Linked DNA regions of Mus musculus: region 2 is linked to region 1. Evidence: chromatin contacts called from ENCODE Hi-C or POLR2A ChIA-PET data. All regions are on one chromosome and are shown on one strand. Each heading gives the region's core, a stretch centred on a gene start or an enhancer-like site at or near the end of the contact. The rest is flanking DNA. Distances are from core to core; before and after follow the strand shown.

Region 1 (4,963 bases), core at 1,906-4,405:
ATTCAGGCATGCTAGCAAACATTTTACCAACTGAGCTATACCTCCAACCCCTTGCCATTAAAGATTTGTGCTCTTTCTTTCTTTCTTTCATTATTCTTTCATTATTTCCTCCTTTCTTTTGAGGCAGAGTTACTCCATGTCACACCAGGCTTCCTACACCTCTCTATTATAGACCAGACTGGTCTTGAACCCATGGAGCGCAGCTAGCCTCCTCCCCGAGTGCTGAATCCTGCACCAGCACGTCTAGTCTCTTGTGCAGTTTCTGATTACTGGCAAAAAGTATAAAACCAGGCAACACTGTCCATATGCACAGTGTGAAGTATAATCTAGAAAGCCATAGATCCAACCACTTAATAGTACCTTAAAAACTGAACGGTTCTTCTAAATACTCTGCCTGTGGCTCCACTGGGATTACCCGCTGGAACCCCCTCCTTCCCACAAGAAACTGAGCACGAGACAAATTAATAAAAAATGGAATACACAACACCTTATACACACACACACACAAAAAAAATGCCAGGAGAGAGGGAGATCTCAGAGGACCCATTCAAAGTGTTGTTCATCCATCCATCCATCCATGCAGACACCCTGACTCGGGCTGGAGAGAGGGTGCAGCAGTTAAGAGAATAAGAGAATAGACAACTCTTTCTGAGGCCAGAAGTTCAGTTCCCAACTAAAACTATAAGCTGTAACTATAGGCTCTAGGGGAATCCAACATCTCTGACTCTGGAGGGCACCTGTACTCATACACGGACTGACTGGCACACACATATACACATTATCACAAACAAATCTTAAAGAAAACACCTAATGAACTTGGAAGAAGAATGCTATTCATTTTTTTAAAACGTCTTTAATTTGTAGGTTTCATAAATGTCCACCCTGGCCAGCAGTAGAAAGACTAGAGACATGACAGATGGGACAGACTATGAAAGAGCCCTCGGCATAAACAAGCTAAACTATAGGAAGTGAGAGATATTTTTAGCTCTGCTAAACTTTTGAAGTCATTTAAAATTCCACAGGGAGACACGGCTTTGGGGGGAAGAGTCACACAGAGAAAAAATATGGAAGCCCTGGAAAGTCTACGCCCCACTTTGAGACAACAGATTTGGCAGCATTCATCTTAAATATTTAAATCGGAGCCACTTTTGTAAATGTAAGTTAGCAAGTGGAGTTTAATTTTCTAAGAGCGTAAACGGGAAAGTGAGCGTAAACACGCACTCTCCTATATAGCCAGTCTCAGACTATCTATCAAACGCCAAGTTAGTGGATTTGCAAATGCATTCTGAACGCCTGGCGTAGACTGCCCACTTCTAGAAGTTGGCATAACATTACAACTCACACAAGTAGAGTCCTAGAAAACAAGCATGGGAAAAATAATTATTTTCACTACCTTTTTTTTTTTTTTTTTTTTTTTTTTTACTAATACTTAAATGGCATTTCTTCCCTTAGGTTTAGTAACTATGTATTATGTATTAGTATTATGGCTAATACTAACCACGTATGACAGAACTAAACTAAAATATTAGCCTGATACACGACTTCACTCAACGTTCTTATTTAATGAGCTCTAGGAAGCACTGAACGCTTACAATTTCTCAGACATAGGAACTTTTAAAATTAGACTAGGGCAGGTTATCCACAGTGAATCTGATGCTGATTCAACTCGCTAGCTGCTGTGGCTTCTCTCAACAGCACAGCCCCCACTTCTCTAAGGGGACCGGATAAGGCTCCCAACCAGATGCATTGTCCCGTGAGCGCTTCCAGGAAGATTTTGGTTTAAATAAAAATAAAATGTGCGGTTCATTGGTTTCCGAGGGGCTATGGAATGCTCTCCATATTCAATTATCTCTCCCTACACCGGTGAAAGTGTAGGGAGAGATAATTGAAAGCTAATAAAATTCCAGCCACACGGCTCACCTCTTGAGACTCTTCTTCCAGAGTCACATCAGCAGGAAGAAGAGTCACCAGTCTTACCTGTGATGGTAATAGTCCCCAGCATATTTAGTTACAGTTTTCGGCCTCTTACGGCAGGAAGTCTCCTTCTCCTCTGTCTACTCCCGGCTAACCAGTGAGATGAAAAGGAATGCAGTCCTCAGAGCATCAAGGAAGCTCTCCAGCCCTGGAGGTGCAGCAATGCGCACTGGAGAAGCGCTTCTCTGGCTAATTATAGGACGGCCCCGCCCACGCCGTAGGCCCCGCCCACAGCCAGCCAGCCCACACCTCTGTCCGGACTTGGCTGCACCACCCGGGGAAGTCACGTGCCCCATTTTACAGGGCTGGTCTCTGTGCCTGGTCTGTCGCGACCCAGGAGAAAGTTTTAAGTCTCTGGGGTGAGCCAGACCCCGAGCATCAATATTTGATCCAAGCGGTGACTTCATCCCTGGCACCGACTCCTGCATCTCAAACTTTTAAAATTATGTAAAGGCAATAACTGCACAGATATTAAATTCTCCGATTTTTAACGCCATTTTTAAAGGTGGATGAGGTGCAAAGCGGCATTTCCTTTTTAAAGCCCATAGTATGTTGCCAACCGTTTCCTACACTCCGGTCAGCGTAAAGACCCACAACTCTCTGCGATCCCAGGCCTTTTGCAAAGGGTTGTCACAAAGCGAACTATCTTTAGCATTTAACCGAGACAACTTTCTAAAAAGCAGAAATATCTGACCTTTGGGTCTCTCTACTTTTCGTGGTAGAAATGAGCTAAACATTGGGTTGAAACTTCACCAACACTCTCCTCCTGTTACAAGCGTATAGCAAATAAAACAGCTGCATTAAAAATCCAGGCAGCCCAATATTTCTTTTCTGTTAATCTTGAGATTGTTTCTCTACAAAGACACAAGTAATAAATGAGCTGGATCTTCAGTTAGGATAGGTCCAACTGGCCTGTTGGAGCGAACCACCTCTCCCCACCCCAAAATAAAAGGTTATATTATTGCTCTTCTCGTCAGACTTGAAGGCCTTGTTCATGACTACTTAGGGAACTGGAGCGGGGAGATCGGTGCGGGAAAAAGAGTAGACAGAGACAAGCGACATAAAAAGGGGATTAAAAAAATTTTTTTTGAAAGAAAGATTTCAGACATCCACGATGGTTGCTGCTTCTTGCCACCAGGAGGCACAATGCACCACATTCCAGCCCAGAAAGAGCGAAAAAGGGACAACTCCTGGGCAATCAGACAATGGTTACACATATCAGCATTACAAAGATCCAGAAAGGCTTCCCAGCCAACGCCCAACCTGGCTTTGAGTCTCGGCAAGCCAGGCAATGGGTCTTATCCTGGTTGGTTAAGATCTGGGAGCAGACATTTGCCCTCTGCATTCCCAATAGGTGGGGTTTCAGACAACCCAGACATCTCTCTTCCCACCATCTATTCCCTGTGTGTAGATCATGGATAAGAAGCCCTATATGCAGGGTCAGTGGTCCACATTAAACTAGACACTTCCCCCACAGTGTCCCAGGATCCCTGAAGGCCCAGGGAACTAAGAATACAGAACCACTTCCCAGTATTCAGTTGTAGACAGCACATGGCAGTCACCCCACTCCTCTGTGGATTCGGGTTTACATAACTGCATCACCAACACCTTCCCTTCTGACCCCAAATTCTAACAACAGCGACGCCACTTTGATAGCTAAGGGGAAAATTCACCAGATACAAAGCAGACAAAACACTCTTTTAAGAAAAGGCTAAGTAAGGCAAGATCTTTGCTTTCATAACACAGGTGACAATACACTCCTCAAATGAGGTTCAAAGTGAGGCAGCTAAGGCTCAAAGACAGCACAATGGATGCTGTGCTAGAGGCTGACCCTCCCAGCACACAGTTATCTGGAATCACTACCTCCCTGTGTAATGAAGAACAGGGAGTATATATAGCCGTGACCATCAGCAAGTTCCTCTGGGGCTGGCCTTAAAATGGAAAACCATCAATCAGGACAGAGGCAGAAGGAAAGGTCAGACAGAGGGGTCACTGCAAGGGCAGGCACCGTTCCCTTGACATTACTCCTTTCCACTCGCGTGAAAGGAGACGTTTTAGAGCCAGGCATCACCACCTAAAACAAAGATGACAGAATATATGCCCATCACTTGGCGGAAGATTGCTAGGGGGTGTTTTCTTAAATCTGCATGATCTAGTCAATAAATATTTGCCAAGGTCATGCTCCACTTTTGTTGTGCTGAAATCCACTGGGCGCTAATCAGATATTATGGCCTTAGGATACTTAGTTGAGAGTGGCAACCCCTGGGGATACAAGGATAGAGCTAGCCTAAGAGAAGAATAGGGACTCCCTAATGTTGAATACAAAGAAGCAGCATCCTGGGGCAATGTCTGGAAAGAGTGATTTGGGAACTCAGGGGTGGGCTCCTCATAGCTACTGTTACTTACAGTTCATGTTCATGTTCAGAGGCCCAAGACAGCAAAGGAGAGCTAGAGATGCTAACCAGAAATGCTAGTTAACAAGGAAAGATTTCTACGGACATCTTAAGAACTTTGTAATAACACAGTCTCAGCAAGGAAAGCAGACAGCCAGGAATGGTGTACTTGTGTAATTCCATCACTGTGGACAGAAGGCTAGCCTCAGCTACATAATGACTTTGAGGCCAGCCTGGGCTACATGAGTCTCTCCCAAAAAATAAAAATTACAGTAACAGGACAAACAATCTGAGTACAGCATATAACTTCTTTAAGATATACAGAGATGCACATAACAGCACACACCTGTAATAGCAGCACTTAGGTAATAGAGGAAGATCAGGAGTTCAAGGCTACCCTCAGGCCAGCTAAACTATTGGACCACATTTCAAATAAGCAAAGAAAGAAAGAAACAGACAAGAGATGCAAATGTGGGGCTAGCGGGATGGTAGCTGAGTCATTAAAAGAGGATGTTGTTCTTGCATCCAGCACCCATCTTTTTTCTCTGCTCCCCCCCCCCCACACACACAGGGTTTCTCTGTCTAGCCCTGGCTGT
Region 2 (5,384 bases), core at 583-3,082, 150 kb after region 1:
TAAGCTGCCATGTAGGTGCTGGGAATTAAACCAGGGTCCTCTGAAAGAGCATCTGATGCTCTTCTCTGACAGCCCTGGAAATATACTTGTAACAGTAAGAAAATGTAAAGCAAGATCTTCCATTTGGAGGAAAGAATGCACCTAAGAACTGTCTGAAGTTGCACAAGGGGCTATTGTTTGTCTCTTGCAGGATGGGTTTAGAGAGACTGACTGCTTCAGCCACAGGAGGGTCTGGCTCCTGGGACAAAAAGGGATACGGGGGTGGGGGGCTGGAGTAAAGTGATCTAGAAAATGGGAATGGTAGTGGGACACCTGCAGGACATTTCGGAGTCCTCTGCACAGAGAGTCTTCTTCATCCAGTTCACATCAGATAAAATACCTTTCATCCTACTTGACCATGGAGCTAGGGACACATGTGGTCCAGTACAGACACTGAGGCATTTGACAATACTATTTGACAAAAGACAGTTCAACCGAGGAAGGAACAAAACTACCTGGACATGTCCCGAGGGCATCAGTTTTCAGTTTATATATTGTTGAGGAGACTAGGTGCTTTAAGTGGATATGAGTGAATTGGAGCCACACACTCAAATGAACATGAACAAATAAGACTGCCGGTGTCCTCTGACAGTATGCGCCAGTATGGACAAGGGGCAGAGGGTACAGGTTGTTTTGGTAGGGATCCATGTTTGAGTACTGGTAGTGATGGGGTAGGAGTTAGGGTTGGGGTAGAAGTAGGGGTAGGTTTATTTGTAGGTGTAGGGGGAGGGGTAAGGTAAGGGATAAATGTAAGGTTAAGGGTAAGGGGGTGTTTGAATTCAGGAAGTTGTAGCAGTGTTAAAGGGCTCCTGGGTGAAGTGGCAGTCAACCATTACATGAGACTGCAGAAGAGGACAGGCAGTGCCCAGTGGATATGATTTCACCTAGCGTTTGACTAAGACTTCTGTCTGAATGCTGGAGGGCAGTAGAGAAGCCTGATAGGTGTGAGGGTATAGTTCAGTGGTACAGCACTTGCCTCGTATGTGTAAGGTCCTGGGTTCGATTCACACATGTGCACATGCACATACACAGAGGGAGAGGGAGAAGGAGAAGGAGAGGGAGAAGGAGAGGGAGATGGAGAAAGAAAAGAGGGAAGAGAGGAAAAGAGGGAGAAAGGAAAAGAGGGAGAGAGGGAAAGAGGGAGAGAGAATAAATCTCATGCTCACTGCCATTTCCCATGATGCAAGTGTTCACCTCAGCACGCAGGAGGGCCTCCCAGATCACCCTTTGCAAACTGCTGCTTCCTTATCAGGGGACTTACCCAGTTTCCTCTTTCTTGCTCAAACTGAGCATAGGGTTAAATACAGAACTCCTAAACTGGCCATGGAGGCACAAGTCTGCAGTCCTAGTTCTTTTGAGGTAGAGGCAGCGGATCAGGAGTGCAGGGCCTCCTCAGTTATGTGGTGGCTACACAAACCCTGTCTCCAGAAAGAGAAAAAGAAAAATTAACCGTTGAAAATGCATGTATTTGGATCCCTCTCCACACCTCTTCTTTTGCCCTTTAGGGCTCAAGCACACACACACACACACACACACACACACACACACACACATACACACACACACACACACAGAGGCAGGGGCTGGATGCCATCTCTCACCCTGTACAGGACACAGGGGGGCCCTTTCCTGAAGGAATGCAAGGGGACATCCTGCCCTGATAGAAAACTCCTGTATTTTACTTCCTGTCCTATGGCCGAGAGCCCTGTTCCTAGCTAGAGTCCTGGCCTTTGTTGCCTCCCTTCTTCCTGTTGGCCCTTCCTCTCCTTGTTGTCCTTCCTGTCTCTACAGGGCAGGGGACATTGGGTGGGAGGACAGTCCTTTGCAAAGGAGATAGATACTTTTCTATGGCTCTGACTCCATCTCTCTCCTCACTCCATAGCAGCTGTCACCTGTGCATCTGGCCCCAGAGACCCCAACTGCCCTGCAGGGCTAGGCCAGTTCCTCTGTAGCCTGAGAGCAACAGGGTACACTCTTCTCTGCACTTTGCTTCCTCAAGCTCCTCCTCTGATGATCTCCATTTTCTAAACTGCAGGACATTCAGGGGAGGGGGAGGGGGGAGGGGGAGGGTAAGGGCAATTTGAGAAGGGCAGCAGTGGAGTGGAGGGAGAGAGAAGGGCAAGAACAAAGTATGTGTTAGAATGGGATGATGAAGTCCTCTTGGATGCTAACTATTCCACCACTAAAGCCCACACAGTGTGGTCATCTCTCTCAGGCAAGCTTGTCCACCTGGTTCCCTGGCTCTATAACAATCGGTTATCCTGAGGCACAGAAGTTTCTTTGTTTGCAACCTAGGCAATTCTGAGGCAGAGCCCTTGGCAACAGGTTGACATCCATTGCATATGGCAATTGCATATGGCACAAACTGGTCCTGATGTCTACCTCTGTCCCCTGGTCCAGTCTAAGCCCCCTTGATCTTATGGCCCTGCAGTTTCAACAATCTCTCTTTGTTTCCAGAGCGACTGGTTGGGTGAAGTCAGACTCCTTTGTCTGAAGTTTTATACCTAGCATGTCTGAGGAAATAAACCCTTGGGCATGTCTGTTCAGGCTTTCCTGGATCAGGTTGATTGGGGTGGACTCACCGTACATGTGGCTGGCACCATCCCCTGGGTAGAAGGTCTCAGACTAAACAATAAAGGAAAAAGCAAGTTGAGTACTAACTAGTACTCATTTCTACTTCCTGCAGATCCAGTGCAACCCAATTGTAATGGCTATTTCTGGTTGTCAACTTGACTATATCTTAAATGAACTACCACAATCCAGAATTGGAAGGCTCACCTGTGATCCAGATCTTGAGGCTGGGAGATACAAGTGTCTGAACTGGATCTTGGCATGGAGATCTTGAGGCATAGCGGCTATGAATCCCAGGAGACTAAGGCAAGGAGATCTCTGAGTTCAAGGTCATCTGGGACAAAGCAAGTCTCAGATCCAGGTACACAGCTTTAATTTGGGCCACACCTTCTGCTGGAGACCTACATAGGGACATTGGAAGAAGGAAGATTCTCTCTTCTCCTCCTGCTTGCCTTGTGGGACTGAGCAACTGCTACATCCTTGGACTTCCATTCACAGCTGATCATTGTTGGGGAGTTGGATTGTTAAGTCACCATAACAAATTCCCTTACTATATAGAGACGACCCATAAGTTCTGTGACTCTAGAGAACCCTGACTAATACACCAACTGTCTCATACTTCACTGCCTTCTTCCCCTCCATGATGGACGGTGCCATGGAAACAAGAGTCAAAATAAACCTCCCTTTCTGCCTTGGGTTGCTTTTGTCAGGTTATCTGTTATAATAACAAGATGATGAGCATCTATGTAGTAACAAGATGATGAGCATCTATGCACAGTGGCTGCCAAGACAGTTCCCATTCCTAGATTGAAGGACTCTAGTGCCTTTTAAGGACTGACCTTTTCCTATGCTGGCAAAACAATGGTCACAACAAGGCTGTTCAGATGCTGACTGTCTGTAAGGCCCTGGCCTGTAGGATGCTAGTAATGGAAAGTGGTACAATTTTGAGAAGACAGAGCTTAGTGGGACACCCTTGAGTCACTGGTGGCGTGTACCCCAGATGGGTTTTTGAGGTTCCTGGACTTCCTTTTTGTCTTTGTTCTCTGGCCCAAAGCAACCAGCTCAATGGTTTCTGGATTGGAATCATTGAAATGCTGAGCTTGAAACAAAGCAAAAAAACAGAACCCTTTCTTTCTGTAAATTCATTGTTTCAGGCATATTGTTATAGTTACAGAAAGTGGATGCACAGTAGGCCAAGAGCAGCACAGTGTTACTGACTGGTGTGCTAGCTCTGCTCGCTGAGCAACCTGCACCAAGTCTGGCTCTGCTACCTTGTAGACAAGTGACCTAATATCCCTGCAATCAGTTTTTGCATATTTTTAAAGAGGACAATGATGCTAATCTGTTTCTTAAGTGTTGTCATTAAGTGAGTTGCTGTGCCAGGTACATAATAGATGCTTAGTTAGTGATGGTCAGTTTTTTGTCAACCTGACATGAGTGAGGGCCATCTGGGAAGTGGGAACCTCACCTGAGAAATTGTCTCCATCAGATTGGCTAGTAGGCAAATCTGTGGAACATTCATTTTCTTGACTGATGTGGGAAGGCCGAGCCCACTGTGGGCGGTGCCACGCCTGGACAGATTGTCCTGGGTGGTATAAGAAAGCAGACTGAGAAAAGCCATGACAAGCAGGCCAGGAAGCAGTGTTCTTCCATGGTCTCTGCTTCAGTTCCTACTCCCAAATTTCTGCCCTGCTTGAGCTCCTGCCTTGTCTTTCCTCAGTGATGGACTGGGCTCTGAATGTGCAAGCCAAATAAACCCTTCCTCCCCAAGTTGCTTTGGGTTATAGTCTTTATTAAACAATCTTCAAAAAAATGTTTTTCCCTGGCAATGGATGTTCTGGATTGAGAGCTACATCTCTCCCTGTAGACCATCATGGCTGGGTCATATGGATGAAGATGAGATTCCACTTGGCCGGTCTTATCAGGAGTCCCTGAGGTACCATGTGTGGGTTGATCCCCTGTCTCTGGGATTTGGTATGCTGCAGGGAAACATCTGGAACATTCAGACCAGCTGGAGGTAGCTTTAGGTTTGGACGGTGGCCATTCTCACGAGGCATCCCAACTACAGCAATTCTGGCTTTCAACTTTGGCTCAGAAGCAAAGGGCGGTGGGAGGAGTTATCTGGGAGAAGGAAGATGCAGAGAATGAACAACCTCCCTTGTCATTTGGGAGTTTTCAGAGAGAAGGGCTTTAGTCTTAAACTCTCCCCTAGGGGCCCAGATGTTTCGCACAGCTCGTTATCAATCGGCAGTCACTGATTGATGGAGGTGATTGTGCACCACACAAGAGCAAGTGTGGCTTTGACTGCAGACACCCCAGTTAGCAGATAAGCACTGGAGATGCTGGATTGGCCCCATTTTCTGTATTTTGGGTTTAGCCAGACATGTCTTCCCTGAGAGAAGAATGAGCTTTGGGCAGCAGTGCTTTCATCTTGTAAATTCTGGGGGCTGGTGGTAAGAGATAGTTATGGACATCTTTGGGGGAACTCTATGGCTTCCAAAGCTGCTTTAGGTATGGTAGCTTCCCAACCACAGGCTTCCTCCTCATCCTTCCTGGTGTGAGTAGAAATGGCCAGTGTCAAAGTAGGAGCGGCAGCTAAGTCCTTTTCCCTGTGAAATCACATGGTTTTCTCTACTAGGTACATGGGTGAGTACTGGGGGGGGGGGGGTCCCAGCTGTTAAGAGACAGGGTCCAAGTTCTGATGTCAATACCATGTCAACAGGGGATGTGAACATTAAACAACCTTCCACTCTGGTCTGGAGGACCTGGGCCTC

Evidence for each region. Hi-C counts contacts between places; a loop is a spot of excess contacts on that map. ChIA-PET counts read pairs that join two places held with the same protein, here RNA polymerase II (POLR2A).
Region 2: a loop to region 1 is called in a map of CH12.LX, with 2.5 times the contacts of the local background. The contact joins two enhancer-like sites. A Hi-C loop is called at or near these places in 1 of 37 maps with a recorded cell type or tissue (CH12.LX). POLR2A ChIA-PET finds 5 or more read pairs at or near these places in 1 of 5 experiments (embryonic stem cell).

The regions. Positions count from the first base shown.
Region 1 is chr10:4,331,724-4,336,686 of GRCm38, reverse strand. All of the region lies in intron 2 of Akap12 (A kinase (PRKA) anchor protein (gravin) 12), which reads right to left. Among named protein-coding and RNA genes, the nearest start is that of Gm40592, 23 kb to the right of the region's middle. Within about 2 kb of position 3,155, at least 2 of the 3 ENCODE cell types and tissues checked have a DNase peak (open chromatin) inside an H3K27ac peak, as active enhancers do.
Region 2 is chr10:4,178,484-4,183,867 of GRCm38, reverse strand. No RefSeq gene overlaps it. Among named protein-coding and RNA genes, the nearest start is that of Gm25369, 11 kb to the right of the region's middle. Within about 2 kb of position 1,832, at least 1 of the 3 ENCODE cell types and tissues checked has a DNase peak (open chromatin) inside an H3K27ac peak, as active enhancers do.